Regions from separate parts of the Homo sapiens genome. Here regions 2 and 3 are each linked to region 1. The links are chromatin contacts, found by Hi-C or POLR2A ChIA-PET in ENCODE. All regions are on one chromosome and are shown on one strand. The core of a region is the stretch at or near the end of the contact, and the rest is flanking DNA. Distances in the headings are between cores, read along the strand shown.

Region 1 (4,000 bases), core at 422-2,921:
TGCAGTGAGCCGAGATCGCGCCACTGCACTCCAGCCTGGGCGACAGAGCGAGACTCTGTCTTAAAAAAAAAAAAAAAAGAAGAGGGAAGAGAAGGGGGAGCCTTAGGGATACTTTGGTTAAAGTCTATACTGAATTCAGAAAAATCCAGGTTCAGACACCGGTCCTACCAGGTCCTAGCCATGTGACCTTGGGTAAGTTATATGACCTCCCTCAACTTCAATTTCGTCATCTGCAAAACAGATATACACAATGACTACCTGCTTCCTAGGGAGATTCAAAGCTGTCATTCGGCTTAGGCACACAGCCTGGGGCCAGCACTGGGCACAGGCTCAGGAACTCCAGATACCCAGCGGCAAAGAGCACAGTTGGCCTCCCGAAGCTTCAGTTTGGAACACTGCATTGGCAATGGGACCCCAGACAGAAATGCAGTCATTAGAAAGGGAAAGGGAAATGTGTTTGTTTAGTTATTGCTTCCTCAGTGAGGTGGCTTTACTGTAGGAATATTTAAACAGCAGCGCTTTGAAATTGAGGCAGCCAAGATATAACCTAGTGGAGATATCTTAGGGGCTTTGGGAACAAAAGAAACAGAAACAAAGACCTGGAATTCAAGTGAAAGAGGAGGACAAAAAACACACCCCAAGGGGAGGCAGGTGGGTTTTGTGATGACAGTGGTCTCCCATCTGCCCTGTCCCCTGCTTCCGGCTCGGTTCACTGTCCCCTCTGCATGGCAGGGACTTCTCTCCACCACTTCCACCTAAGCCTAAACACACTTTCCACTAGGCTGGACTGACTGGCAAGTGACATCATTCTGGTGGTTAATCAAATTTTCTTGGCCAGGCGTAGTGGCTCACCTCCTCTAATCCCAGCACTTTGAGAGGCTGAGGCAGGCAGATGGCTTGAGACCAGAAGTTCAAGACCCAGCCTGGCCAACATGGCAAAACCCCATCTTTACAAAAAATACAAAAATTAGCTGGGCCTGGTGGCGCATGCCTGTAGTCCCAGCTACTCGGGAGGCTGAGGTGGGAGGATCACTTGAACCCGGGAGATAGAGCCTGCGGTGAGCTATGTTCCCACCACTGCACTACAACCCAGACAACAGGGTGAGACCTTGTCTAAAAAAAAAAAAAGTTAAATAAAACATTTTCCTGAAGGCTAGAGGCTCAAGGGGGAGCCCAGGGACAAAAGCGCAAGCTAGTGGCATCGGTGTCCCTAGAGCCCCAACTCCCCAGGATAGCCAGTGGGGCTGGCAGTGAATGGCAGGCTGCCTTTTTTCCTTCGGAACTGCCACCTCCACCTTCAGAACTTTCTCCTCTTTTTTTTGGTTTTTAGTCACAGAACAACAGCCAGACTCTCACCTTCTCCCTTTCAGAATCCCAAGAGCTACTGAAAATTACGGGTATTTTACTATGCAAAACAACTCAGTCCCCTGGTAGTCTCACTCCAGGCTAACAGGAAAGATCTGTCAAGATCTATAACCAAGATATGCACCAAGGCTCCCTGGCCTTCCTTAGCAAAACAAAGAAAACTGAAACTTTGAAATGACTTTTCCTGCTATTGTCTCACACCAGATTATTAGGGAATCCTCTCTAGAGCCATCAGTCTTTATACACTGAAGAGGGCAGTAGAAACTCTGTTGGTCCCTTTCATAGAGCAATCCCCAGGGGGCAGACTATTGTTTTCTCACCCTGGCAGAAACGTTGACTTGCAGATTTATTCCTAGCGGGTCTAGCTGTGATGACTCACACTTTTAGAGAAAGTAAGCTTCTCCAGGGAGAAGAGACTGAATCTTGGGGAATGCCCAGGGACTGAGAAGAGGAAAAGGAACAGAGACAGGAACAGAAAGAGCCGTCAGAGATGGCGACCAAGAAATTAAAGCAGGGAGACTGAAGGAGGCAGCCGAGGCTAAGAGCCAGGGTCTGAAGGAGAGGCCCGAGCAGCTGTCAGGGAGTTACTTCACCTCTTGGGGAGTTGCAGTGCACGCAGGACAGACAGTCCGCAAGTGGCCAGGCACAAGGCCCAGCACTGTATGGGCACTCCATAAATGTTTGCCGTTGTCATCATTAGAAGAAAGGGGTGGTCTTTGGGGCCTGGGTAGGGCCTGCTGCTGACTGGGGAAACGCATCCGCATCTGTTGCTCAGGAAGTCAGTGGGCACGTTTCAGAGTTCGGTTTTAGTCCGGCACTGGGGAGTTCTGGGAGGAGAGTGGGTGAATCTAGGAGCCACCCCAGAGACAGCAGGGAAAGGAGGCATTTCCTCTCCATGGGTACAAAGGAAGAAGAATCCTGCTAGGGGCCCTCCCTTCCTCTTCTCAGTTTTGTAGGGGGGTCACATTCTGGCTTAAGCGCCAATTTCCTTTTCCTTTCCCGTCCCCTCTGCCCCCATGTGTCTCTCCTCTTAACCAAGCCGAGAAAATTCTCCCAGGGTTGCTGGAGAGGCTTTGGGCTCGCTGGGAGGCACCTCCAAGAGCCCCATCCCGCCCATTCCCCCGACCCCCTACCCCGTACTCGGGGCTCCCCCTCGCCCCCCTCCCCCCCCCGCCGCCTCCTCCAGCCTCTTCCTGGGGTCGGGCAAGGGGCAAGTTTAGCAGAGATGATGGCATTGAACGTCCCTTACAGAAACCCTGCTTCCTTCCAGTTCTTCTTTCCCGTAACATCCCTTCCTTGGCACCCGAAACACAAACCTGAATTTGGGTCCTGTGGGGCAAAAGGGCACCCCAGCAGGACAAGCAGATCGGCCCAGCGCCTCCACCCTCTCTTTTCTCACTTCTTCCCTCCCTTCACATGGAGTTGGGAGATGAGGCCTGGGAAAGAGGGAGTCCTGCCCCAGGTCCCGGCCCTGGCAGGTTTCCTACCCCCAGGTACCCTCCCCTGCTCCGGCCAACAGACCACATCTTATGAGAATGCTGTCAGCCTTGGGAATAAGTGACTGGAGAGCCAGAAAAAGCAGAATGGGAACTATAAGCCTGGTGTCATTTTCCTATCCCTGTTCATCCATTTCGTCTCTTGTCCTGACCCAGCTGCTCCCCGGGTTTCTTGAGAGGCTTTGGGAAAGTCCAGGTGCCCAGGAGTTGCTGGCTCATATACTTCAAGCTGGGGAGATAGTGGAAATATTTAACAATTAGTATAGCATGGGCATCAACCAATCAGAAAGGAGCGCTGCACTAGAGGTCCTCTGCTGTGCCAGAGGTTATCTCCCTTAGTTGCTAGATCATGGGGATGGGGGAAGTGGTTGAGGCCCAGGCAGCAGCCATTCCCTTACCAGCATGGAAGACTTCAATATTTTAACAAGGATATGGCCATACCAGCAAGTCCTGATATCAGTGCTGCCCACAGCAGCCACCAGTACCTCCCTTTTGCCAAGGCTTGCCTCCGCCTCCAACCTCAGCTCTGCCACCTTCTCTTCCCTCTCCCTCCCCCTCCCCCTCCCCAAGCCAACAACCGACCTTCTGTAACTCTTTACCCTTCAAGGCTGTCCTTGAAAGTGTTGCAGTGACTGAACTAGGACTCAAAGAGCAAGGCCCTGTCCCAGCTCTGCTTCTCCATACCTGTGGCACCTTGAGCAAGTCACTTCACCTCTCTAGGTCTAGGTTTCTTGTCTGTAAAATGGGCTAACATTCATGTTCTCCACACCACAGGGCAATGATGTGTATCAAATGACCACATGTGCAAAAGTGCTTTGAAAATTTTTTCTCAGGTGGCGCTATTTCCTTTTGATGGTACCTGTATGAAATCGCTGAGGGAGGGAGAAGGCAGATAATATAATGCGTCCTCTCCTCAGCCTTCTAGGAACTTTCCTCCCTCTGAAGGACAGCAGAGTCCTCAGCCTGGGACAAAGCCCACCTCTGCCCACGTTCTGCCCTCCTGCTCCTCCCAGCTTCAGGGCAGAGGCCCAGGTGGTAGGAGAGGGATGCTCTTGAAGGAGCAACCAGTACCAATTCAGAACACTTATTCTACCATCACCACCAACCAGGGAGGGCTTCCTGAAGGAGGGGGAAGACCT
Region 2 (4,000 bases), core at 464-2,963, 550 kb after region 1:
CTCCAGAGGCTTGGGAGCTGGGGCTGAGGTGAGGAGGGATGGCCCTCCACTCTACAGCCCACACAACTGCAGAGAGCAGCTCCAAGCCCTGGACCCAGTCAGTTCCTGGGGAGGCTCCTCCCCTGCTGCCCCACCCTAAGGCCCTGCCTCCTCCACTGCTCTCCTCCCTGGTGCCCAGGGCCCCAGTGTCTCCATCCAGAGGTGTGGCTGAGGAAGGAAGTAGGTATGTGGCACAGAGACAGGTTAGAGCCCAGGGAATCCGGTATACAGCCTGGGTACCTGGCTCTGCCCATCCTTCTTTTGGACCTGTACATCAAACCCAGTACCTAACGCTTTGCACCTCTTGCTCAGGGGTTGATATCTCCTGAATTCTCTCATCCCTGCAGTTCCTCCCTCCATTCTGAAGGTTCACCATTTACTGGCCAAGAGAACTTGAGAAAGTTGCTTTCTCAAGCCTGTTTCACCTCTATTGCTGTTGGGTTAAATTAAATAACAGCTGTGAAGACCCCTAGCCTTTCCCAGCACTGAACAGAGGTTGAGGCAGGCTGGATGAAGGTCCATCCCCTCTGCTCTTGTCAGAAGAGTTTCCATCCCAAACCACTGCCACCAGGGACAGAAAGTTCTCCCCACGTCTGCCCCAGGCCTCACCTCTCCTTTCGCCCAGGTAGCGGATGCGGACCTGGCACTGGCCCCAGACAGCGCTTACTGCCGGATAGAGGGTCCTGCCCTTCAGTCCGCGGAATGCTGGCCCCAGGTAGGTGCCCCCAATAGCGTAGCCCAGAGTTCCCTCCTCCATGTCCAGAACCACCAGCAGTCTCTCTGGCACCTCCAGCTGCTCACCCTGAGTTCCCGCTGGATACTGGGGGGCTCCGGGCCCCTTGCTCTGATGGTACAGCTTCCCCCGCCCGATGTCCCAGCCCCACGACTCGCTGTTGCTGCCCAGCAGCGCCGCGTAGTGGTCAGTCTGCAGCGGGGCGAGGGCCGTGGCCACGCCCACCACGGCATGCGTGCCCCTCTGCTCTAGGGGCCAGCTGATCTCCCAGGCGTGCAGGCCCCTTGAATAGCCCCTCTTACCCCGGGCCCCATCAGTGCTCTGGGCCACGGGCCGCCGCTCAAAGTACAACCCTCCTTCCTTGACCTCGATGTTCTCTGAACAGTCTTTGGGGTTCCAACCGTGGCGCCGCTGGGCCCCCAGGTCAGGAGGGGGTGCAGACAGCAGCTCTTCCAAGCCCTCGGGACAGGAGAGGTCAGGGTACAGGGCCTGTGGCGTGGGGGTGCTGCTGCTGCCCCCTGCCAGAGCTGTCTGGCCCATGGAGGTGAGGAGCTAGAGGACTCCCCGAAAGAGGCTTGCTGGGGCGTCTTTCTCTTCTGAAAGTTGAGCTCCAGTTTGGATTGACCTGGAAGGGAGCTGGGAGAAAAGGGGCGTGAAGAGCAGAATCCTGGCGGGGGCTCGTCACCCAGGTACCCCATCCTTTCACCCAAGTTTGCCAACGGGCCCGCTCCTCCCTCCTCGCTGCCCCAAAGCTCCTGGGCCCTTCATCTGCCCTCGCCCCATCTGATCCAGGTCGCCAGAGACTCTCGCGAGTTCGCCCCATTTGGGCCTCAGCATGGACCATCCCCCTTACTCGCCCGGAGCCCTCGCCGCTGCCCCCGAACCTCGGTTGACTTCCCAGCCCTGGAGGTCGCCGGGCCTCTGAAGGAGCCGGGCGGAAAGAAGCCGAGGCGCGCAGGGCGCAGACCGCCGGCCGCTTCCGCCCCCAGCTCCTCCCTTGGGCCGAGCCCGTCCCGCGGCCCCGCCCCTCCAGGGCCCTCTGGGGCTTAACCCTCTCATCGCCGCCCACGGCCGTGCAGCTCCGAGGCCACGCCCCTGTGGGGCCCCGCCCCCTCCTGGGCAGTTACCGCTCTATACCGGCAGCAGCCGCGGAGAGCATGCCCCGCCCCCGTGGAGCCCACCCCGGGCGGTTAACCTCGGGTCTCAGTCCCGGGCTGTGACCCTCCCCGAGGCCCCGCCCCCACGGCGAAGGCCCGGGGCAGTTAACCCTTCTCTTGCTGCGGCAGAGTCCGCACCCGGGCAGGCCCATCTCAGAATTAACGCTTTGATGGCATCACCGCGTCGGGAATCCCTGGGGATGGTGTTCTCCACCGTCAAGACCTTTGAGCCGCCTGAGCGACTAACTCCTGCGCCCCTGAGGGTAAGGAGCATGGGGTCAAGGAGGGGCTTCATTGTGCCGAATCCCATTTCTACTTCCCTGTGATTCTGGGTCACTGTTTCTGGGCTGGTCCCTTTCTGCCCCGGGTTGTGAGTCAGCCTGTGCCACCTCTGAGGCTGTGAAATCTGCTTCAGGCTCTAGGCTGTACGCATCATAGTTCTCCCTGCTGGTCCAGTCTTCATACTGGATGCCAATCCATTACTGAGCCGTTGATCTCATTTGGTAGAGTGTCCTGATTAAGACTTCGAGTTTGAGTGAAGCTATGCCACTAGTTAACTGCGCGATCTTGGGGAAGTTGCCCGATTTCTCTTTTTTTTTTTTTTGAGACAGGGTCTTGCTGTCACCAAGGCTAGAGTGCAGTGGCGCCATCACAGCCCACTGCAGCCTTGACCTCCTGGGCTCAAGTGATCCTCCTACCTCAGCCTCCCAAGTAGCTGGGACTACAGGCATGTGCTACCACACCCAGCTAATTTTTAAAAAAATATTTTTATTTTTATTTTTATTTTTTTCGAGACAGAGTCTTGCTCTTGTTGCCCAGGCTGGAGTGCAGCGGCACGATCTCGGCTCTCTGTAACCTCCATCTCCCAGGTTCAGGGGATTCTCCTGCCTCAGCCTCCTGAGTAGCTGGGATTACAGGCACCTGCCACCACGCCTAGCTATTTTTTGTATTTTTAGTAGACACAGGGTTTTGCCATGTTGGCCAGGCTGGTCTAGAACTCCTGACCTTGTGATCTGCCTGCCTTAGCCTCCCAAAGTGCTGAGATTACAGGTGTGAGCCACCACGTCCGGCCAAAAAAAAATTTTTTTTAGAGACAGGGTCTCCCAAAGTGCTGGGATTTCAGGCATGAGCCACTACGCCCAGCCCCAGATTTCTGTAGTTTTCTGTTATGTAAAATAGGAGCAATGATGGTAGTTACCTCACAGGGTTGTTGTGCAGTTGAAATAATCCAGGTAAAGCATGTAGCACAGAGCTGGGTACATAGTAGTCACTCACCAAGCATAGCTGTCAATGTGCTTAATGAGTGCCGACACTATAAGGAGGCAATATAATATAATGGCAAACATGCCAGCTGTGGGACCAGACTCCCCGGGCATGAATACCTGAAGGCCAGTGTGTGTATGACCTTGGGCAAATTACTGAACCTCCCTGTGCCTGTTTCTTCCTCTGTAAGACAGAGATCACATTAGTATCTATTGCATGGGGTTGGTAGTGAGAATCCAATGAGGTTATAGATGTAACACATTTGGAAGAGTTTCTGGTTCGCATTTAATGATTTGTGCTAAGCACTGGAGATTAAGCAGTGAATCCTTAAGGAGGTTACAAAGACTTTTATAAAATAATGTATCATGTAGTAATAGTAAATAAAATTATGGAGATATAAAGAAAGTACTATAGGAGTAAAAAGAATAGGACTCCTATCCGGGGTTCAAGCAGTTAGGAAAGGAGCATCTCCAAAAGAGGTTCACACCTGGGCTGAATCTTTTCATGTCCTAGAAGAGGTTCACACCTTCACACTGGGCTGAATCTTTCTCTTTTTTTTTTTGAGACGGAGTCTAAGCTCTGATGCCTAGGCTGGAGTGCAGTGGCGTGATCTCAGCTCACCTCTGCCTCCTGGGGTCAAGTGATTCTCCTGCCTCAGCCTCCCAAGTAGCTGGGACTACAAGCGTGCACCACCATGCCTGGCTAATTTTTGTATTTTTAGTAGAGACAGGGTTTCACTATGTTGCCCAGGCTGGCCTCGAACTCCTGACCTCGTGATCTGCCCGCCTCGGCCTCCCAAAGTGCTGGG
Region 3 (4,000 bases), core at 443-2,942, 530 kb after region 1:
GAGGGCTTGTCGGAGCTCTGGCTGGCCACAGGGGTTTCTGTGGGCTGTCTTGCTTCCTCCTTGGAAAACACCTGTTTGGAGGGGAACTCAGTCTGGTTCCAAGGTGGCATCTGTTCCTCAACAGATAACTGGGTACCCAGAGGCAAGTCCAATTCAGAAGATAAAGGTGCCTCTGGGGGCAGAACAGGCTCTGGGGGAAGATTTGATTTAGAGTCTTCAGTTTCAAATACTTCACTCAGCTGTTTCACCAGTGGGCTTGGGGGGTCTAGAGGAAGAAAGTGAAGTGAACAGTGACCTTCTGATACACAACATTCAGCAAGGAGCAAAACATACAGAAACCCAGGACTCATGCCCAGGAGGGTGAGCAAGTGGGAAGAGAGAAATCAAGGAAATCAAGGTGAAAGGGAGCAATTTTTTTTTTTTTTGAGATGGGGCTTGCTCTGTCCCCCAGGCTGGAGTGCAGTGGCGTGATCACAGTTCACTGCAGCCTTGACCTTGTGGGCTCAAGCAATCCTCCCACTTCAGCCTCCTGAGTAGCTGGGATCACAGGCCCATGCCACCGTGCTTTTGTGTGTGTGTGTGTGTGTTATGTGTGTGTATTTTTTCTAGAGATGGGGTTTTGCCATGTTGCCTAGGCTGGTCTTGAACTCCTGGGCTCAAGCGATCTGACCACCCCGGCCTTCCAACGTGCTGGGATTACAGGCATGAGCCACCGCACCCAGGCTGGGAACAAAATATTGAGATAAGAGTGAGATGGGTCCGAAGCAGGAGGATAGAGGCCCCTTTAAGGAACCCTGAGAGAATGGCTTCATGGACCCTACCCAAGAATAATAGATGACAGCTTCATCAGCATTCCCTGGGCCCAACGCTTACCTCCACTGCTGGTCTTCATAGGTGTCCGTGCAATACCAAGAGTAGGAGAGCGGGGATCTGAGTCCTGGGCATGTTTAAGACCCTCCAGTTGCTCCCCTGCTGGTAGGCCTGGCTGTGGAGAGCTCTCCACCTGTCAAGACCATAGGCTAGAACAAGTCTGGGCCCTGACTCTTCTCTCCTCTCCTCCCCATATTCCAGGAAGGAATTGCCAAGGCCCTCAGATATCCAGCCTACCCCACACAGATTGAGATTGCAGAAAATAAGGCTAGGATAAGGGTGGGGTCATGACGGCTCTCTCAAAATCAGGTTAGGAAGAGACCCAAGAATTCAGACATTCTCTGCCTTTCCCACGCTGGCCCAGAGTACCTGGATGGGAGTGCGCAGGATGCCAGCACTAGGTGAACGGGGGTCCGCCACTCGAGCCAGATGCTTGTTGTGCGGCGGAGGCCGCGCTGGTGTGACTGGGACGCTCTTGGCTGAGCCCATCTCAACCAGGAGTTGCAGGGTGGGGGCAAGGGCCAGCCCGGGACGAGGAGGGAATGCCTGTGAGAAGTGACTCAGGTCTCAGCCCTTATCTCTTCCACGTCGGACCTTCAACCCTAAACCACCCTGTCTTCCCAGTTTCCAGTGAAGAAACTTCCTGGCGAGGGACCAGAGGCCTCTGCGGAGTTAATGACTGCTGCAGCTGACAAAATGGCTCGTTCTGGGCCTGCTGAGCCCTCTAACTTATTTATTAAATTATTCAAATCACTTACCGGGCCCCAATTCCACCTCTGGATGCACAACAGCTCGTGGCTCAACTCCCGAAGTTACCAGTTTCAAACTTCCCGCCACGCCCCCTGCCCTGACCCTATTGGCTGAGCCGACGTAGTTCCCATAGGCCCTCCACGTAAGACCCGCCTCGAGCCAAAGGAAGCTGTTGGTCTGGGAGAACGTCTATCATGGTGACTGTAGGTGTCAATGGACTGATGCTAGGCTTGCCCAGGGGTGACGCCTCCTTGATAAGGGTACTTCTGTTCAGTATCGGCCTGCGAGCCGTCCGTGGCAGGCTGAGGAGTGCCAGTCTTCGCTTTCGAGACGTCTAGTCTCAAGAACGAATTATTAAACAAAATAGAATCATGAGTGATTACACTATTATGCGCACATCCAGCTGGAGTTGTGATGGTTTTCCTGAGGCGAGCGATAGTAGCTTTATTGGTTGACAGCTGTATCAGTCACTCGACACAACCCCCTCAAGCTCCGCCTCACTGGATACCCCCTTTACAAATACCAAGACAACTGTCCCTCGACTTTCCGACCGGACAGGTCCCCAGGAAACTTTCTGGAATTGAGAGGCCTAAAACAACCGTCAGTTCCTGCTCTTCAATAGAAGGCACGCGAATGGACTCTAAGGGTCCCGGAGCCGGAGCAGCTGCGGAGCCGCAGCAGCTGCAACCCCGAAGCCCACCTAGCTGCTCTACGTGCGCTCCCGCCCTGGAGGAGTGGGATTGGTTCTTTCAACCATCAATTGCCTTAGGAGCGCTTCTCATTGGCGTCAGTCAAGCGCGGGGCAGGGGCGGAGCACCGGCAGGCAGGCTCCGTCCAACTGCCATTCTCGCGCGTCGTCTCCGCGGCGCATGCCCCTAACGAGTGGCGCTCATTGGACGGGAGGGGCAGGGGAGGGGACTGGGAACGGTGGGAGCCGCCGTGTGTGGAGAAGCTGCTGCCGGTGTCATGGCGGAGCTGAGTGAGGAGGCGCTGCTGTCAGTATTACCGACGATCCGGGTCCCTAAGGCTGGAGACCGGGTCCACAAAGACGAGTGCGCCTTCTCCTTCGACACGCCGGTAAGCCCATTCCCCACGCCCGCAACGAGCACGACTTCCTTCCATCGCCCTGGTCATTCCGCTGGGGCCTGCAAGGCTTGGGCTACCGCCTCCCTGCGATGCACCATGGGACTTGTAGTCTCCCACGCTCCACTCTGCCGTTGCCTTTCATTAACTGCGGCTGTCGTGTGACTACCGTCCCCGGAAGCCGCCGCGCTCACCTCTCCGGCTCCCCGCTTCGTGGAGCACTGTGGGCATTGTAGTCACTCACTGCCTTCGTTGCCGTTCTAAGCTAGGGGCGCAGCCCGACCGTCGGACTACATCCCCCAAGTGGACCCTTGAGAAAACCTGGCAGTCGGCCTTGTCTGCCGCGCACGGCTCTCCGGGTTTTGTAGTCTCGTGTAGGAGTGATGGGGACGACTCCCCACTGTTCTCGGCCGGGGTTGGAGTTGGGGGGTGGGGACCGCAGTTCCTAGGCGGTTAATAGTCTGGGAGTGGACTCTCAAGAAGTCCGATTCTGAGAAAGGCAGAGAGCCTCCACCCCGTGGTTAAAACAGACAGGGGGCGGGGAGGGGAGGAAAGAGGAGAGGAAAGCTCTAGTCGTTTCTCCTTTGAAGTGAGCAATGGCCGCAGCCCCCACCCTTCCCCCCGCCCCCCAGCCTATCACAGACAGCTGAGATAACCCCTTTTAAAGTATTCCTAGAGAGGTGGTTTCTTTCTCGGAGGATGCTAAGGCCTCTTTCCCATCCCGCTCCCACTCTTGGCTAGTTACACAAAGCCACCTCCCACACCATGCTTCACGTTTTGCAGGCTCCACCTGGTACCTCCCTTCCTGCAGTTCTGCCTTCCCTATGTCACCCTCAAGCGGAGGCCCTTTGGGGCCTGAACTGAGAAGGCAGCAGCTTGGTTGGGATCCGCCCCCCTCACCACCCCTCCCCTCAAGCTGCTGTGCCCTGCCCAGTGTATTCTGCCAGAACCAGCTCATGGCCTGAAAACTGCAAGTCAGAGTGGAAAGCCTTCATTACTGCATCACCAGTACTGAGTAGAACAGCATGATGTGAGGCCCAGTTCAGGATCATCACTGTGATTTGTGGTTTGCTTGGTTTGCTAGGCTTTGATCTGGGCCTCAGACAATGTGCTGCTTCTCTGAAGTCTGGCTTTGGCAGAGGTAAAAGAGCACTGCGCGGAGCAGAGCTCCGGGGTTCCCAATCCTTGGTGAAATCAGCATCTTTAATTTCCAACAGAGGAGTTTAATCACTTCAGAGCTCCCACATTCTTCCCAGGAGGGAAAGGTTTTTCTTAAATTACCAGCAGGTGGTAGAAG

Evidence for each region. Hi-C counts contacts between places; a loop is a spot of excess contacts on that map. ChIA-PET counts read pairs that join two places held with the same protein, here RNA polymerase II (POLR2A). Pooled maps may share reads with other maps.
Region 2: a pooled map shows a loop between it and region 1 (2.8-fold over the local background). The contact joins the promoter of SPSB2 here to the enhancer-like site in region 1. A Hi-C loop is called at or near these places in 6 of 50 pooled maps. POLR2A ChIA-PET finds 5 or more read pairs at or near these places in 2 of 52 experiments (GM12878 and PC-9).
Region 3: a pooled map shows a loop between it and region 1 (4-fold over the local background). The contact joins the promoter of CDCA3 here to the enhancer-like site in region 1. A Hi-C loop is called at or near these places in 1 of 37 single-sample maps with no recorded cell type and 11 of 50 pooled maps. POLR2A ChIA-PET finds 5 or more read pairs at or near these places in 3 of 52 experiments (PC-3, PC-9 and activated T-cell).

What each region holds. Positions count from the first base shown.
Region 1 is chr12:6,321,765-6,325,764 of GRCh38, forward strand. All of the region lies in intron 13 of PLEKHG6 (pleckstrin homology and RhoGEF domain containing G6), which reads left to right. Among named protein-coding and RNA genes, the nearest start is that of PLEKHG6, 13 kb to the left of the region's middle. RefSeq lists enhancers at 1,168-1,709, 1,598-1,667, 1,718-1,807, 2,251-2,792, 2,793-3,332. Within about 2 kb of position 1,672, at least 30 of the 41 ENCODE cell types and tissues checked have a DNase peak (open chromatin) inside an H3K27ac peak, as active enhancers do; they include GM12878, PC-3 and PC-9, where a contact is called at or near this core.
Region 2 is chr12:6,871,590-6,875,589 of GRCh38, forward strand. It overlaps SPSB2 (splA/ryanodine receptor domain and SOCS box containing 2), which reads right to left and starts at 1,714. Exons shown (of 3, transcript NM_032641.4): 1 at 1,657-1,714; 2 at 649-1,408. The coding sequence starts at 1,312. RefSeq lists silencers at 374-493, 1,674-2,123 and an enhancer at 1,044-1,283.
Region 3 is chr12:6,849,594-6,853,593 of GRCh38, forward strand. It overlaps CDCA3 (cell division cycle associated 3), which reads right to left and starts at 1,693. Exons shown (of 6, transcript NM_031299.7): 1 at 1,629-1,693; 2 at 1,240-1,416; 3 at 874-1,003; 4 at 1-265. The coding sequence starts at 1,359. USP5 (ubiquitin specific peptidase 5) reads left to right here and starts at 2,557. Exons shown (of 20, transcript NM_001098536.2): 1 at 2,557-2,697. The coding sequence starts at 2,587. RefSeq lists silencers at 1,699-1,748, 2,419-2,528, 3,499-3,548 and enhancers at 1,909-2,188, 2,195-3,155, 2,259-2,308, 2,579-3,218.